2 separate regions of the Homo sapiens genome follow, and region 1 is linked to region 2. The links are chromatin loops, found by intact Hi-C in ENCODE. Cell type or tissue: B cell. All regions are shown on one strand. Each heading gives the region's core, and the rest is flanking DNA. Links, peaks and the distances in the headings are about the cores only. Region 1 holds the start of NBPF1 (NBPF member 1). Region 2 has its middle 6.5 kb from the start of FAM131C.

Evidence for each region. A loop is a pair of places that touch in the nucleus more often than their neighbours do. Peaks named below come from ENCODE experiments on the same cell type or tissue, not always from the same donor. Only the 100,000 strongest peaks of a DNase experiment are listed, where the experiment ranks them.
Region 1: a loop joins it to region 2, with 7 times the contacts of the local background. A loop is called at or near these places in 2 of 110 quality-filtered maps.

The regions. Positions count from the first base shown.
Region 1 is chr1:16,608,501-16,617,083 of GRCh38, forward strand. NBPF1 (NBPF member 1) reads right to left here and starts at 5,064. Exons shown (of 18, transcript NM_001405701.2): 1 at 4,838-5,064; 2 at 8-279. RefSeq lists an enhancer at 4,908-5,865. In B cell, for the core only: no CTCF peak of the experiment used is centred there; DNase peaks (open chromatin) are centred at 4,211, 4,471 and 5,021; H3K4me3 peaks cover 2,171 bases; H3K27ac peaks cover 734 bases; H3K27me3 peaks cover 295 bases.
Region 2 is chr1:16,075,832-16,084,414 of GRCh38, forward strand. No RefSeq gene overlaps it. Among named protein-coding and RNA genes, the nearest start is that of FAM131C, 6.5 kb to the left of the region's middle. RefSeq lists enhancers at 6,031-6,530, 6,580-7,512. In B cell, for the core only: CTCF peaks have their summits at 3,212 (motif pointing right) and 3,418; a DNase peak (open chromatin) is centred at 3,250; H3K4me3 peaks cover 351 bases.

The DNA of each region.
Region 1 (8,583 bases), core at 3,577-6,076, 530 kb after region 2:
TTTTTACCTGTTGGATCTGGCAGCTCTTGATGTCAGCCCACACCATGTGAGGCTGCTCTTGGTGCACCCAATGGGGAAGTTTCTACATCAGGGCCTCGGAGAATCCACTGGAAGCCCTGGACAGTGGGAGTCAGCGGCATCCCCAGTGTGGAGGCCAAGAGCACACAGTGCTTAAGCTCCAGGCACCCTCAGGAGGACGGCAAGGGACAATTGGCTGGTGAGAGCCCGGGTCACCGGGAACCTTCGCCTGGGTCTAAACAGGATTTGCCTTCAGATTGCCTGTGAGATAAAAGAGAGAAATCAAGGTTAACGTTGAGATTTAGGGCTTCGGTAACTTGAAGGATGGAGCTGCCATTTACGGAGACTGGGAAGACCCAGGGAAGAGCAGATTGAAAGGTGGTGGGAACTAGAGGTGGTTGGGTTTCTGTCATATGTAATCAACAGTCCTGACCAGCCTGGGCAACATAGTAAGACCCCGTCTGGGAAAAGAAAAAAGGAAAAATAAGCTGAGCATGGTGGTGCACACTTGTAGTCTCAGCTACTTGGGAGGCTGAGGCAGGAGGATTCCTTGAGCCTTCAGTTAGCGGTTAGTGAGCTATGATGGCACCACTGTACTCCAGCCTGGGGGGAAAAAAATAAAGAGTCCTGACTAAATACTAGAGTAGCCAGGGAAGTTTTCACAAAGTAAGTAATATTTGAGGCAGATCTTAGTGAACAAGAATTCCATTATTTCTGTTAGGGAATTAAGAGAGTGTGGGTGTCGTTAGTTAATGCTTATTAAAGTAGCTTTGGAATCTCATCTACTGGTCTAGCTGGTCTATCTGTACACGTATATTGTATATGCTGTCTCTCTGAGCTTTCGCTAGGTTATGCTACGGTAACAAAAGCCCCAAAATCTTAGCAGCTACACATACGAAGGTTTATTTTTCATTGACATGTCCTTTTATGGCAGGTTGACTGTGACTCTACTCTATACAAGCTACTTTATTTGTTAGATGGTGAAAACTGTGATACTCGGAGGTTGTTGAATATGGTATTAGTATGTTCATTCATTCATTCATTTAAGAAATATTTATTCAATATCTGTTTCATGCCAGGCAAGGTCAAGTACTGAGAATACACTGGTGAATCAAAGAGACAAAATCTCTAATTGCCAGGAGCTTATATTGAAAATCAGATTAAACACATACAAAATCATCATAATAACAACAATGAATACTATATTCATAAATAATAGCTGTAAGAGATTTTAGTACATCTTTTAAATTAGAAAAATATAAAAATTATTAAAACTAAAATGGCCAGGTGTGATGGCTCATGCCTGTGATCCCAACACTTTGGGATGCCAAGGTGGGAGGATCATTTCAGCCCAGGAGTTTGAAACCAGTCTGGGCACTACAGGAAAACCCTGTCTACAAAAAGGAGAAAATTAGCCGGGCACAGTGGTGCATGCCTGTAGACCCAGCTACTAAGGAGGCTGAGGTGGGAGGAGTGCTTGAGCCTGAGAGATCAAGGCTGCAGAGAGCCATGATCATACCACTGCACTCCAGCCTGGGCGACAGAGCGAGACACTGTCTCAAGAAAAAAAAAAAAATTATTTGATGTAGTCCTAAAACTATTATGTAGAATACTATTGTTTATATCACAGCACGTGAGCCCCTTAAATGGCTTAACACTTATTTAGGTATGATCCATAAAGCTTTTCTGGTAATTAAGTATACTTAAGAACAATTAAGTATAAAAGAGTTACTGCCTTGACAGGAAGATTGTAAAAATTTTAAAAAGACAAATAAATAAAAGAGTAAAAACTGTAGCTCTGTGAGGCTCAAATAACATCTAATTCAAGTCACAATGAACATCTAGCAATCATTCTGAACACCATATAATTCACTTAATACGTTTTGCCTGAACACCCAACACATCTGAATTACCAACACCCATATGTAGCCAAGAAACTGGCAATCATTTATAAATTATCACCTATGACTCCATCTGCTCTACGCACTTATTTTTTAAATTTTATTCATTTATTTATTATTTTTATTTGTTGTAGAGATGGGATCTCACTATGTTACCCAAGTTGGTCCAGAAACAGAAACAGACCCACACTAATTTCATAAATCAGATGACCATACAGTCATTCGATTTATGAAAAAAAGTGCCACATGGTGCGGAAGGAAAAGGATGGTCTTTTCAATAAATGGTGCTGGATCAAGCAGACACATCCATGTAGTAAAAAGTGAATCATAGCCAGGTGGGGTGGCTCACACCTGTAATTCCAGCACTCTGGGAGGCTGAAGCGGGCAGATTACTTGAGCCCAGGAGTTCGAGACCAACCTGGGAAACATGTTGAATCCCCATCTCTACAAAAAATATGAAAATTAGCCAGGCATGGTGGCACATGCCTATAGTCGCAGCTACTCAGGAGGCTGAGGTGGGAGGATCACTTGAGCCAGGAGATGGAGGTTGAGTGAGCTGAGATCCTGCCACCACACTCTAGCCTGGGCAATAATAGACTGAGGCCCTGTCTGAAAAAAAAAAAAAGCAAAAACTAAAATAAAATCGTTATAAGGTTAACACAGAAAAATGTGTTCATACTCTTAGGTTAGGCATTGATTTCTTAAACAGGACACAAAAAACAGTAACCATAAAGGAAAAGATTAATAAAGTATAATTTCATTAAAATGAAGAATCTCAGGCTGGGTGCAGTGGCTCATGCCTGTAATCCCAACCCTTTGGGAGGCCGAGGCAGGTGTATCACTTGAGCCTAGGAATTCCAGACCAGCCTATGCAACGTGGCAAAACCCATCTCTACTAAAAATACAGAAAACAGCTGAGTGTGGTGGTACTCCCCTGTAGGTCCCAGCTACTTGGGGGCTGAGGCAGGGGGATCACCTGAGCCTTGTGAGGTCAAGGTTGCAGTGAGCTGTGATTGTGCCACTGCACTCCAGCCTGGGCGATGGAGTGAGATCCTGTCTCAAAAAGAAAAAAAAAAAAAGAGAATCTCCCTTCATGAAAAAACACCATAAAAGAGTGAAAACGCAAGCTACAGATTGAAAAAAGGGAAATGCAATACATATAAATCCTAGAAAGGAGGCATATCCAGAATAAAGTATTACAAATCAACAGGAAAACAAGCATATCAATGAAAACTGGATAAAAAGATTTAACAGGCACGTCACAAAAGAGGACATATAAATGGCAATAAAAGATACTCAATCTCAATGAAACCACACTGATATATTACTGCACCCCTACTAGAATGGCAAAATAATTTTTAACTGACAGGTATCAGCGAAGATGTGGGGTAACCAGCATATCCCTGCTAAATGGTACAACTACTTTGGGAAAATGTTCAACAATATGTAATACTAAAGTTTTATCATTCATATACCTCTAAAACCAACAATGCCACCCCTACAAATATACCCCAGACTAGTAATGTTCAATTTCTTGATCTGTGGTGGTTCACTTGGTAAAAATTCATTACTTTTTTTTTTTTTTTTTTGAGACAGGGTCTCACTCTGCCATCCAGGTCGGAGTGCACTGCCATGATCACGGCTCACTGCAATCTCAACCTCCCGGGCTCTGGTGATCCTCCCAACTCAGCCTACCGGGTAGCTGGGACTACAGGCACACGCCACCACACACAGCTAACTTCTGTATTTTTAGTAGAGAAAGGGTTTTGCCACATTGCCCAGGCTGGTCTGGAAATCCTGGGCTCAAGTGATCTACCCACCTTGGCGTCCCAAAGTGCTGGGATTACAGGTGTGATCACTGCGCCCGGGCCACCTGCACATGTAAAATTGTGAACTTCTGTATACTTCAGTAACTTTTCCAAGATTTCTTTGACGCAAAGTTCTCAGAAATCTTAAAGCTAGCATTTCAGAATAGAAAAAGTAGCTTCTGGTTCACTAGTGAAATTTTACCAATAGAATTTAAAAACAAAAAGCTACTAACGCATATCAGCTCAGAACACTACCAGCAGATCTTTTCTTTAACTTCCTGAAGCACTGGGATTCATTCTTTTGGCAAAGAAAGGATGAACAACACTGTAACCCAAAGAAAAGATACCACTGCCAGAAAAGACTTCTTTTCGAAAGCAGCTCTAAGCAAAAGATAGGAGGAAAACAAGGAAGCCAGGCCAAACGTCTTGGTTAACTCTCCGCTGAAAGGACGCCACATGAGATGATCTAAGAAGCCAGCCAGCCAGCCAGACGCAGGGAAATCACAGCAACTCTTTGGAGTGCAAACAGCAACCCCACAATCCAATCTACCCGAAATCCTGCGGTTCATTTGAGGCTTGCCCCGCTAGTCAGGAGGTGATTCAGTGATGGCTACAAATGCTGCTCATGTGCATCCTGGAGCTGGCACACCTGGCTTGCCCATCACCAGCCTGGAGACACCGCCAGGAGCAGAAGCCCGGAGGCCAGTAAAGACCCCAACTTTGCAAGTCAGGGGCGCGAGCGCGCTCGCCTCTCAGGTCCGCAGAGGGAACGGATTTCTGGCCTGGAGGGTGGGGTGCGGGGTCAGTGTCCTCTACAGGATATAGGAGGACGTGCCCCCGAAGCTGCTCCGTCCCTCCACCCCCTGGGATGCCACAGAACACCCGCCAGCGAGTTTCTTCCCCAGCGCCCACGAGAGTTGGGCTGCGGGCGGCAGCGGCAGGCGAAGAATCCAGCGCGGGGAACTCAGGCCCCGGCGGTGCACGACCCCCCACAGCCCCCACCCGCCCCCGCGCTCGCGCAACAAAACTTGCCACGGCCGCGCCTCGACCCAGCTGTGCGCCCGCGGGTCCCGGATTCACCGCCCGCCCAGCCTGGCGCGGCGCCCTCACCTCAGAAACGCTGGGTGGACTTCGCGTAACTTCCCATTCACAGGGCAGCCGGCAGCCGCGCCGCCGCGCCTCGGCCCAGCTCCTGGCGCCGCAGATCGCCCGTCCCGCGTTCCCAAAAGCACCGCGCTCGCTCAGAAGCTCGGGCAGCCTCGCGACCCTCACCTACGCCTCCCAGTACCGCCGCTGTCTCAACCGCCACCCAGCCCCTCGCCTGCGCCTGCGCCTGCAGCCCACTGGCTCCTCAGGATCCCGATGGGCGTGTCAGGATAACCCAAGGCGCAGGCGCGGCGGGGCCTTAAAGGGACCCGGCGGCCTCTTCTGCACAACGGGTTCGAGCAGGTTAGGGGCCGCGCAGGCGGAGGAAAGGAGTAACCCAGGGGAAGGACCGAGTGCAGCGGGGACGGGGAAATCCCTCTCTCCCCTCCGCCTGTCTTTCAAAGCACCAGCCCTCGACCCTCCAAATCGCTGGTTTCCCCGGCCACTTGAACAGCCCCTGCCAGGTTGAAGAGGCAGGAGACACACCCCCTCTGGGGCTGGAGCGACCCCGCGCTTAGGACTGCAGGCCTCGCGCTGCCGCACCGCCCCGAATCTGACTTCCAGGCACGGGCACGCGGTGCAGTCGGGCAGGCTTCAGAAGAGCCCCCAGCTCTCCCAGAGGTGGCCTTAGGTCACTCTCAAAAAGAATAACCAATGTGTCAATGGCACTTGTAGTTATTTTCTAATTTAAATTTATTAACAGATTTTGCAGATGGGCTTCCACTGAAATAAGCCTTTGAGAAAAAGAAAAACTTTTTTTTTCAACAGGATTAGAATACCAAGAAATAGGAAGTAAAGCCATGCCGTCCACCCAGCTAAAAACTTTGAAAACTTGATATTTTATCTAAGGCAAATGTTTGCATAACTTTAGGTCATGCCATTATTTAAAGTCAATTTCAGTTAACAATTTCATTGCAACTGAATCTATCTTGTATAAGAAAACTAAGATACATCCCTGATAATCTACCTCTCCCCTCCTATACTCCATCCGTCAGCAAATCCTACTGGTTTTTACCTTCCAAATTTTCCTTGAATCTGTCCTCTTCTATCTCCTCCGTCACCACCCTAGTCTAGGCTGCCTTCACCTGGGGAGTGAGGGTCGAGGGACTACTGACCTAGTCTTCTTGTGGTTTACCCATATCCCCTTTATCGCCTCTCTAATCTCAACACAACAGGCAGAGTGGCTTTTCCAAAATATAATGTGACCGTGTCACTTCCCAGCCTAAAGCACTTAAACACCTTCCCATTCTCTTAGACAAAACCTCCTAACTAACCAAGCCCCGAATGGCCAGGCGCCTTGCCCACTTCTTCATCTCTTCTCACTACTCAGACCAATTCTGTTCTGCTCTCTCTGCTCCAGCCAAACTGGCCTCTTTTATTCCCTATTTACCAGCTTCCTGGCCTCCACAGAGCTTTTGCTCATGCTTTGCTCTGTGCCTGGAAAGTTCTTCTAACCCCTATTCTTCTGAGAACAGCTGTAGTCTCCACCTCTGAAAAGCACCTTCTGACCTCCCTATGGTGGTCCCTTACTCCTATCACATTGCATGAAACTGTAATCGGGTGGTTATTTTGGTGAATTTTTTACTATCGGCTACGTAAGCCCAGGGTTTGGTTTTGTTTGCTTCATGATTTGTATTTCCACATTTGTTAAATACATATTTGTTCATAAATGAGAATGATGGATGCTAGAAGTTGAAGTAAATTTGGCATAAAGTCAGAGAAAGAGAAAATGTCACAATCTGACAGTTGGAGTCAGAATGTAGAAACTTCAGTTATATTAAAACTGATTTTATATCGTTTTAGGCTGAGTTGTCTTAGGATGCTTTGGGTAACCTTTAAAACTGAGTTCTCAAAGAGCCTTGTATAAACACCTGAATTAATAATGATAAGCCATGGGGTGGCCCACATAAAACTAATAACATTGGTTGCTTTAAGAGAGGAAGACTGAGCCAGGCACAGTGGCTCATACCTGTAATCCAAGCACTTTGGGAGGCCAAGGCCCGCAGATCATTTGAGCTCAGGAGTTTGAGACTAACCTGGGCAACTTGGTGAGACCCTGTCTCTACATAAAATACAAGCAAAATTAGCCAGGCGTGGTGGCGGGCACCTGTACTCCCAGCTATTTGGGAGGCTGAGGTGGGAGGATTGCTTGAGCTCAGGAGGTTGAGGCTGCAGTGAGCCATGATCATGCCACTGCATTCCAGCCTGGATGACAGAGCAAGATCTTGTCTCAAAGAGAGAGAGAGAGAGAGAGAGAAATGAAGACTGGTGACTGGTGGCTACTGGTGGGAAGGAGATTTTTACTAAATGCCCAAAAGGTTTAAAATTGTAACTTTTTTATTTCAAAGTCTGTGAAGATAAATGACACAAAAGAGCACATACCTTCCCATTTATTTGAAATTCTAGAAAGGGGAAAATTAATCTGTGGTGAAAAAATCATAGCAGTGGTTCCCTCTGGCAGGGGATTGACTGGGAAGTTACATGAGAGAAATTTCTGGGTGGTAAAAATGGTCTCTGTCTTGATAGGGATATGAGTTATATAAGTGTATTCATTTGTCAAAAAACATACAGTTAACATTTCAATGAATGTAAATTTTACCTTAAAAACTATACGAATAAATGCAAATTTAAAATCTGCTAGCTAACACCTAGTTGAGTACTCAGTGTCTATGGGCATTGGCCGAGGCTATACATACACGATTTTCTTTAGTCCTCATACCGTCCTCATGGGGTAGGTATTATTATCATAACCCCCTTGCATATGAAGAAGCCAAAATGCAGTAAATACCAAATAACTTGCCTCGATTTATACCCCTGGAAAATGCGGGAAGAGCTTTAAACACCATCAGTCAAATGCCAGAAGTTGTTAAACATTAGACTCTATAGCACTTCTCTGAAATTATAGTATTTTTGGTATATGTATATATATATATATATATATCATCTACTAGATCAAGAGCTTCACAATGATTGAAATCATAGTTTGTCTTTTTGTTTGAGGTTTATGTTTTTATTTTACTTCATTATTTTAAAGACTGAGTCTCGGCCGGGCACGGTGGCTCATGCCTGTAATCCCAACACTTTGGGAGGCCAAGGTGGGTGGATCACTTGAGGTCAGGAGTTCGAGACCAGCCTGGCCAACATGGTGAAACCCCATCTCTACTAAAAATACAAAATTAGCCAGGTGTGGTGGCACGTGCCTGTAATCCCAGTTACTCAGGAGGCTAAGGCAGGAGAATCGCTTGAACCTGGGAGGTGGAGGTTGCAGTGAGCCAAAATTGTGCCACTGCACTCCAGCCTGGCCGACAGAGTGAGACTCCATCTCAGAGAAAAAAAAAAAAAAGACTGAGTCTCACTATGCTGCCCAGGCTGGACTTGGACTCCTTCATTCAAGCCATCCTCCTGCCTAGGCTTCACCTGGGACTACAGGCCCAATATTTTTGTCTTAAGTTTCTAAGCAGTCCCAAGACTTTGCACAGTAGCTGTTCAATGTATTTTGAGTGAATGATTAAAAACAAGCTTGATGTCGATTTTATTGGTACAATTTATATTTACATATGTAATATTTATATGCTTTTATATATTTATGTGTGCATGTATATAATTGGTACTAACTTAGCACTGCTGTGCCTAAGTGCCTGAGATGCATCTCAAATGAATAGGCCTGAGGAGAGAAGCTTGTGTCATTAGCTCTGACCCTGCAGCACTAA
Region 2 (8,583 bases), core at 2,134-4,633:
GAGAACTTCCGTTCAACAGATGCATATAAAGCACCTACTGTGTGCCAGTGTGAACAAGACAAATGTGCCAATCCTTGAGTCAGCGCTGTATTCAGTCACAGTTGCTCAGAGCCCCCCTAACTGTACCCTCCAGGTCTGGCCTTGGAGAGGGTGGCTCAGAAAGGACAGCCTGCTATCACCTTGGATGCCCTGGTGCCAGGTGTGTGCCTGCCCTTGTGTGGAGAAGGAAAGGCGGATCTGCCTGTGCCAGGCTCTGGGGTCCCGTCCTGTGTGGCCTGGGCTTGTAAAGGCAGTGGTGTCCTTCTCTTCTTCCTGTCACGGAGTGACTGGATCTGGCTTGGAAGGAGGGCTCTGACTCACTATGACGCAGGATGCTCCGTCATGGCAGCTGATGCTCCCTGCTGGCAGCCTGACAGCTTTGGGGGTAGATGGGACAGGGAGAGGGACACTTGAGAAGACGACAGGGCAGCTCACAGGGGAGAGGATGCCTGGTCACCCCACTGTGCCCCATTTAGCCTAAGCCAGGGACAGGAGGGCAGGGCAAGGCAGTGGCCCCACCTAGGGTCCCTTGCTGACCCACTCAGAGATGTGGCTGGGCTGGAGATCTGGCTCTCCAGCCTCTGGTGTTCATGCTGGTCAGTTCCACATTGACTCAATCCTCTCCTTGTACACATTGGCACTCAGAGAGGGGCAGGGGCTTGCCCAAGGTCACACAGCAAATCAGTGGTAGAGCGGGGACTAGAACCCAGGTCTCCTGCCTCTCAGCCCAGCCCTGGCACCAGCCTGAGACCAGGCCACGCAGGGCCGGTGGCTCTCCTTGCACGCTCACATTCACCTTGGAATTCTGCTGAAGTAGACGATGTCCAGACAGCTCTGAGCTGTGTGGTTGTCCTCCCCGGGGCCACACTGTCCTTTCCCAGTTCACCCCATAGCCCATCTGCCCTGTGACCTTCCACTGCCCGCCCCCAGGGCCCTCTTTGCCATGCCGCTGCTGGGCTAGAGTGGAGAGGAGAGAGTGTCCAGGCTGTGCCCTTCACACCTAGCAGCCCATTCTCTTGCCATGATTTCGGGGATCCAGGCAGAACCCCCACTCCGGTGGCCTTGCTCCGAGCATGCATCAGCCCTGAGTGCCTGGCCCTGATTGGCTGGGCACTGGAGCGTGAAGAGGAGCTGCTGCAGGGTTTGATCAGAGAAAGATTAATCAAGGCCAACCATTACAGCGATGAATCAGACCAGGCCCTGCCCTGGCAGCCCTGGGGGTGGGGCGGGGACGCTGCAGGAGCCACGTGCATAAATAGCGCAGGGTCAGGGTGGACAGTGCTGCATCTCCATGCCAGCCAAGTGTGTGACAGGAGAGTCACTTCTGCCAAGGGCTATGGGGATGGCTTTCAGGCGATCGTGACCCTAGAAGCGGATTTTGAAGGTCGAGTGGGCTGTTGGTGGTAGAAGGCTCTGTGTGCACAAATGTTTGGAGGCAGGGGGCCACAGCAGACTGGCATATATGACATCCAGGGACCAGTGGGAGAGGGTGGGGCTGGACCCCTTCCCCAGGCCCCAAACATCGCAAGAAGGGCAGAGCTTGAAAAGCAGAAAGAGAACAGCATCAGAAGCCAGTCAGATCTGGGTTTGAATCCTGTGCCAAAACCAACATGCAGTAGATCCATGCTCAATAAGTATTTGCTGAATGAATGCGAGAAAGTGAGACTTGCCCAAGGTCCCATATCTAGAACGTGGGACTGGTTCAATCAGCCAGGACTGATTCAACCTTTCATTCATCCAGCAATTGCTCACTGAGCACCTGCTGTGTGACAAGCGCAGTCTGTGCCGAGATTACGACATGAATGAGACGGACAAGGGCCCCGCTCATTGGAGCTTATGGTTCTGGTGGGGGAGGCAGGTGTTAATTCAATAATGACCCAGATACATTTAGAATCACGGCCCTGGAAGCGCTCAGAAAGGAGCCCTTGAGAGTGAAGAAGAGGACTTCATCTGGTCCCAGGCATGAAAGGCACATCCAGAGAAATGACAATGACAGAGCCCACAGCTGATGGATGGGTGGGATTTAGCTAGGTAGAGAGAGGGGAGGGCCTCCAAGGCAGAGGGGCTGGGCAGAGAGGCTAGGCCATGGCCACGGTCCGGAGGTGGGAGGGAGGGACCAGGTCCTGGGAGGAGGATAGAGGTGGCAGCTCCTGCAGGGCCTCACAGTGGAATCTGGTCTTTGTCCAAAGCACATCTCTTGTTTCCTCATCTGTGAACCAAATCCCCCCTCCATTCATTCTCGGTGAGATGGAGGTGCACATGAGTTTCCAGGAGAATTCCCTGCTTTCTCTGGAGGTTTGGCCCTGCCTGGGGGGTTCCAGGGGCCAGGACTTGGGGCCTTTTGGTGGAGGCTGAGAAAGAAGGCCACAGGCTGACCTCAGAATGGGCCCACTTTCAGCTCCAGGCTCAGGACTGGGGGCTGCTGGCTGGAGTTGGGTGTCAGGTCATCTCCCTGCCTCACCCCCAGGCAACCAGCTGGACTAGGGAAAGAGAGAGAAGGGTAAACTCTCAGTCTGATGGGGGAGACAGAGCCCTCAGGGAGCTCCAAGTCTGACAGAAGAGACACGGCAACTGTGCTGGGCATGGGGACACTGAGGTGAGACCAGCCCCCTCCCTGGGAGCTTTCAGTCTGATGGGTAAAGAGGTGTTCTGGGCTGGGCACGGTGGCTCATGCCTGTAATCCCAGCACTTTAGGAGGCCGAGGCGGGTGGATCACCTGAGGTCAGGAGTTCGAGACCAGCCTGGCCAACATGGGAAAACTCAGTCTCTACTAAAGATACAAAAAAAAAAAAAAAAAAAAAAAAAAAAAGCCAGCGTGGTGACATGCACCTGTAATCCCAGCTACTCTGGGGGCTGAGACAAGAGAATCGCTTGAACCCAGGAGGCGGAGGTTGCAGTGAGCCAAGATCACGCCACTGCACTCCAGCCTGGGTGACAGAGAGGGACTCTGTCTCAAAAAAAAAAAAAAAAAAAAAAAAAAGAGGCGCCCTGAGTTCATCTCTAAAATGCCCGGCCCTGTCCTGGCCCATGGTGGCTGCTATGTGACAGGGTCCCTTCCTCAAGGTTCAGAGGGCTGGTACTCCAATTCCTAGATCTCAGGATCTCTGCAGGTAGAAGGAAGCCCCCCTGCTAGAACTGTTGCTTTTCCAGAGCTGTGAGTGTGAGGCAGCCGCTGGCCATCAGGGGGCAGCCTGAGACAGCATCATTCTCTGTTGCTTTCCTTTTCCTTCCTCCCGCCGTCTGCTGACCCAGAAAGTACCCTGCTGGTAACTCAGCCCCAGCCATGGCTCTGGGTGGTGCATGCTGCACCCTGCACAGAGGAGCCTGGCTGAGTGGGAGGGGACCAAAACCTGCCCGTGCTCTGGTCCCAAAGCCCTGAGCTCTACCGTTGTGTAGAGCTCTGTGTCTGCCCCAGGACAGGGAGGTTTTTTCCTAGCACAAAGGTGTCACTTCCTCTAAGCTGTGCACTCACAGGGTGCATCTACCCAGAGGGAAGGCCTTTTACAATTTTGCACAAAGTCTCTGTATAGCCTAGCCAGGCTCCTGAAGTCAGACAACACGTGGTCCTGACCCCCATTGTACAGATGCGGAGACTGAACCCCAGGAAAGGAACCAAGGCCAGTTAGGAGCACAGCTGGGACTGGAACACCACAGCCAGCAGGACCCGCTGCTCCAGTCTGGAGGAGTCAGGTGCTAGGTGTCACTTCTGGTGTCCTGGCCCCGCCTGGGGTTTCCCCGGGGCTAGGACTTGGGGCCTTTCTGGGGAGCCTGAGAAAGTCACAGGCCGTTCTCGGAATATGCCTACTCTCACTTCCAGGCTCCGACTGGAATTGGATGTTAGGTCAGAGCCCTCCCCAGGAAAGCAGGCTGGACTAGGTGGGATAGGCCGAGACAGAAAGTTGAGCCCCTAGTCTGATGGGGGAGACAGAGCCCTTAGGGAATTCCAAGTCTGATGCAGGAGACACAGCCATGCTGCCAGGCCCTGTCCTGAGCACTGGGAACACGGATGAATCCAGTCCCTGTGCCGGGGAAGCTCCTAGCCTGGTGAGTAAACAGGTGTTTACTCCCAGCCCCAGTGCGGCGAGAGCCCTGCTGACCAGGTCAAGCCATTAGTGGGAGCTTGAGGGGCAGTTTCAGGTGTCTGGGTTATTAACAGTGCCAATAATCGGCAGGGTGAGGTGGCTCATGCCTGTAATCCCAGCACTTTGGGAGGCTGAGGCGGGTGGATCACCTCAGGTTGGGAGTTCAAGACCAGCCTGACCAACATGGAGAAACCCCGTCTCTACTAAAAATACAAAATTAGCCGGGCACGGTGGCACATGCCTGTAGTCCCAGCTATTCGGGAGGCTGAGTCAGGAGAATCGCTTGAACTCGGGAGGCAGAGGTTGCGGTGAGCCGAGATCGCGGCATTGCACTCCAGCCTGGGCAACAAGAACGAAACTCCGTCTCAAAAAAAAAACAAACAAAATAAAACAAAACAAAACAAACAAACTAAAGAAAAACAGTACCAATAATCATCATGGCAGCTGAGGCCTTTCTGCGTGTCAGGAGCTGTCTGGAGACCCTTACCCTCCTGTCCTGTTTCACCCTCCCAGTAACTCTAGGAGGGGGAGAAGGTGGTCCAAGCCATCATCATGCTGGGGCAGCCCTTAAACTCTTGGCAGTCCCCTCTATCTTGACCTTCAGGGCGATTCTGAGCCTGGAAACCCCTGGGGCCTGAGCATCTCCCCCATTCCTGCCTCTGGACATTTGCACAAGCTGCACACCCTGTCACAATCAGTCCATACCTCACACATCCTTCGAGTCCCACAGAGGTCTTGCCTGTTTTACTCTCTGTTCACACCTTTATTCATCAAATATTGATTGAAGCAGCACCTACAATGGGTTATAGCTGACAGTGAACAGCCATGCTTGGCCTCCAAGGCAGAGGGAACAGCTCAGGCGGCAGCCATGGTCTGGAAGTGATCCAGCTGTCCTGGAGATAAGAGCAGGGGCCAGCAAACTATGGCCCATTGGCTAGATATGGCCAACAGTCTGTTTTTGTAAGCAAGGTTTTGTTTTATTTTATTTATTTATTTATTTATTTATTTATTTATTTATTTATCTGAAACAGAGTCTTATTTTGTCACCCAGCCTGGAGTGCAGAGGTACAATCTCAGCTCACTGCAACCCCTGCCTCCCTCATTCAAGCAATTCTGCCTCGGCCTCCTGAGTAACTGGACTACAGGCATGTGCCACCAATCCCGGCTAATTTTTGTATTTTTAGTAGAGATGGGGGTTTCGCCATGTTGGCCAGGCTGGTCTTGGAACTCCTTACCTCAGGTGATCCGTCCACCTCAGCATCCCAAAGTGCTGGGATTGCAGGCATGAGCCACCGCCCCCGGCCTAAACAAAGATTTATTGAAACATATCTACACCCATTTGTTTACCTATTGTCTCTGGCTGCCTCACACTCCCCCGACAGAGTGGTGTAGACAGAGATGACAGGGCCCTCAAAGCTGAAAATAGGCTGGACCTGGTGGCTCACGCCTCTAATCCCAGCACTTTGGGAGGTCAAAATGGGAGGATCACTTAAGCCCAGGAGTTCGAGACCAACCTGGGCAATATAGTGAGTACTTGTCGCTACAAAAAAAAAAAAATTTTTAATTAGCCACACATGGTGGCACGCGCCTGTAGTCCCAGCTACTCTGGAGGCGGAAGTGGGAGTATCACTAGAACCCAGAAGGTTGAGGCTGCAGTGAGCTCTGATGCTTAGAGTGTGGCAGAGGAGACAACATTAACAAGTCCCCGGAATAAATAATAAGTTGACAAATCCGAAGTGCCGGGAGGGGCACAACAGGGGGCAGGAACTGGCGCTCAGGGTCACACTGCTTAAGCATTTATTTTCACCTTTGGTCCCCCACCAGGTCAGCCAGGGCAGGGTGGGCTAGCAGACAGCATGCTGGCCCCTCTGAAAGCAAAGCTTTGGGTGGGGGCCTCCTCCTGGGTCGGTGTTTATGCCAGGCAGGGGTGAGGGTCCCGCCCAAATCTGCAGTAGGGGCCAATGTTCTGATCGCCACCTCACCTGGCCTCATCTGGCCTCACCTGGCCTCGTGGCCTTCACAGCGGTTCAGGAGCACTTCCCTGTCAGTCATCCCCTGGGAGGAAGGCAAGAGCAGGAAGTACAACTGGACAATACAGGCTCCTTATGTTCGATGACTTGGCCAAGGCCTTACTCCTTGCCTCTGTAGACAGAGATCTTGATGTCGTGGGAAAGCCCTGGATGGCATTTAGGACACCAGGGTTCTAGCCCAGGACTCATCCGGGCAAGTCTGTTCCCCTCTGAGCCTCAGTATGTTCATCTGTACCCTAGAGGGCTGGATGAATGGACCTGTAAGTTCTTTTCTGCAGCTGCCAGCAGCACGCTGGGGCTCGTCCCATCACTCTCCAGGCTTTGGTTCGTCTCTGTAAAATGGGGAGATGAATACTGGGCCCTCCCACACTTCTGAGGCGGGTCCCAGGCCAGAGAGATCACAGATGGGAAAGTGCTTTGAGCTCGGTGGGAGAAAGGAGCTCTATAAACCCAGGGGTTTATTAGATGATCCAGGATCAAGGAGGGCTGGTGGCCTGGAGGCCTTGGGTCAGTGTCTGGTCTGACCAGCAGAGGGCACTCTGGGGAAGCTGGGGCTGGTTCTAGGACTGGAATCCACTTTGTTCCTCTGAGAATACATGCTGAGGCCCTACTGTGTACCACGTCTGCTGTGCTGGGCATGGGGACGTGGCCATGAATGAATGGGACCCAAGGGGGTGGGGTGGGGTCATGGAGCAACCAGGCCTAATGCAGAGTGAGATGGGAGCTATGGTGGGGGCTAGGCAGGGATGGTGCCCGGGGCACCTCTGCCACCATAGCTCCCATCTCTCCTTAGTTGGGAGAGCCCAGGTCAGAGGTCTAGGCTGGAGAGCCAGAGGGGCAACCTGGAGAAGCAAGTGTGTGGGCTCTGGGGCCAGGCTGCCTGGGTTTGAATAGGGCTCTGCCACCTATGGTCAATTTCGTCCCCTCTCTGGGCCTCAGCTTCCTCACCTGCAAAGCAAGGATAAGAAGAGTACTCACCTCCCAGAGCTGCTGTGAGGACTGAGCAGCTAATCTTGGGTGACACCTTTTAGAACAGAGCGTGGCCCATGCAAACTCTTGAAATGGCATGGTTATGGCCTGGTGCCAGTGGTTTGGATGTTGCCGCCAGGGGCTTGTGCCCACCCTGGGGGAGACTGATGAGGACAAAGCTGAGGATGGAGCTGCCTGGAGAAGAAAGAGCGAGAGGCACAGCCTGGGAGATTTGGGGAAGGAAACACGACTTCGGGGGGAGGGTGCAACGAGGGGACAGAGGGAGTTTGAAGGAGGAGAGGGTAGCCAAGCACCCAGTGCAACCCCAAAATAAGCCCTCCTCCTGAGCCACCCCCTGCCAGCCCCTTCCTCAGCTTTCACTGAGTATATCACTGGGCCTCCCTGAACCTCAGTCTCCTCCTCTGTAAAATAGGAAAGTAGCACCCGTGTCACTGGGCTTCAAATGTTCCCTAAGACGACATGGCCCTGGGGGGACTCTAAATGCCCCCCTCCCACATAATCTTCTGTTGGAACCCCCTTGGCCCCAGGAGGGGCTGGGGCTGGCTCCGTCTCCACAACCATCCAGGCCTTTTGTTTAGAGAACCAGTCTAAGAGGAAAACCCCAAAAACAAACACAGCCCAGCTGGTGTCCCCTGCCCAGCCCTGCCCAGCCCTGCCCAGCCCTGCCCAGCCCACTCCTGCCCTTCCCACTCCGAGAAGCGGCTGGGCGGGGGGGTGGAGAAACTCACATTGTGGGAAAGTGTTTTTCCCAGCAGAGGTATGGAGGGGGCACAAGTCCAGGTCAGGGTGGTGCCAGCTGAGGGGTGGGCCCCAGGCCTCACCTGCCTTCGAGATGTTCCTTCCTAGGGGAAGAGCAGTGGGCAGAAGCCCCCCAGCAAGCTCACTGAATGTGTGGATTCTACAGTCCTGCCACCCCCACTCCTTGCCACCAGGTCCTGGTTCCCTGAGTTGGTAGGAACTTTGAGCTCCCTGCCGGGATGGGAGATAAGGGACTGATGTAGGAGGTCCCCAAATGGGGCTTTTTTCCCTTCTTGTAAAAAAATTCCGGCCGGGAGTGGTGGCTCATGCCTGTAATCCCAGCACTTTGGGAGGCTGAGGCGGGCAGATCACTTGAGCCTAGGAGTTTGAGACCAGCCTGGCCAACATGATAAAACTCCGTCTCCACAAAAATACAAAAATTAGCAGGGCCTGATGGCGCACACCTGTAGTCCCAGCTACTCGGGAGGCTGAGGCAGGAGAATCTCTTGAACCCAGGAGGCAGAGGTTGCAGTGAGCCAAGATCACACCACTGCACTCCAGCCTGGGCGACAGAGCAAGACTCTGTCTCAAAAAAAAAATTCTTCCCCAACTTTCCACTTTTTTTAAAGACAGGTCTTGCTTTGTCTCCCAGTCTAGAGTCCAGTGGCACAATCATAGCTCACTGCAGGCCCGAACTCCTGGCC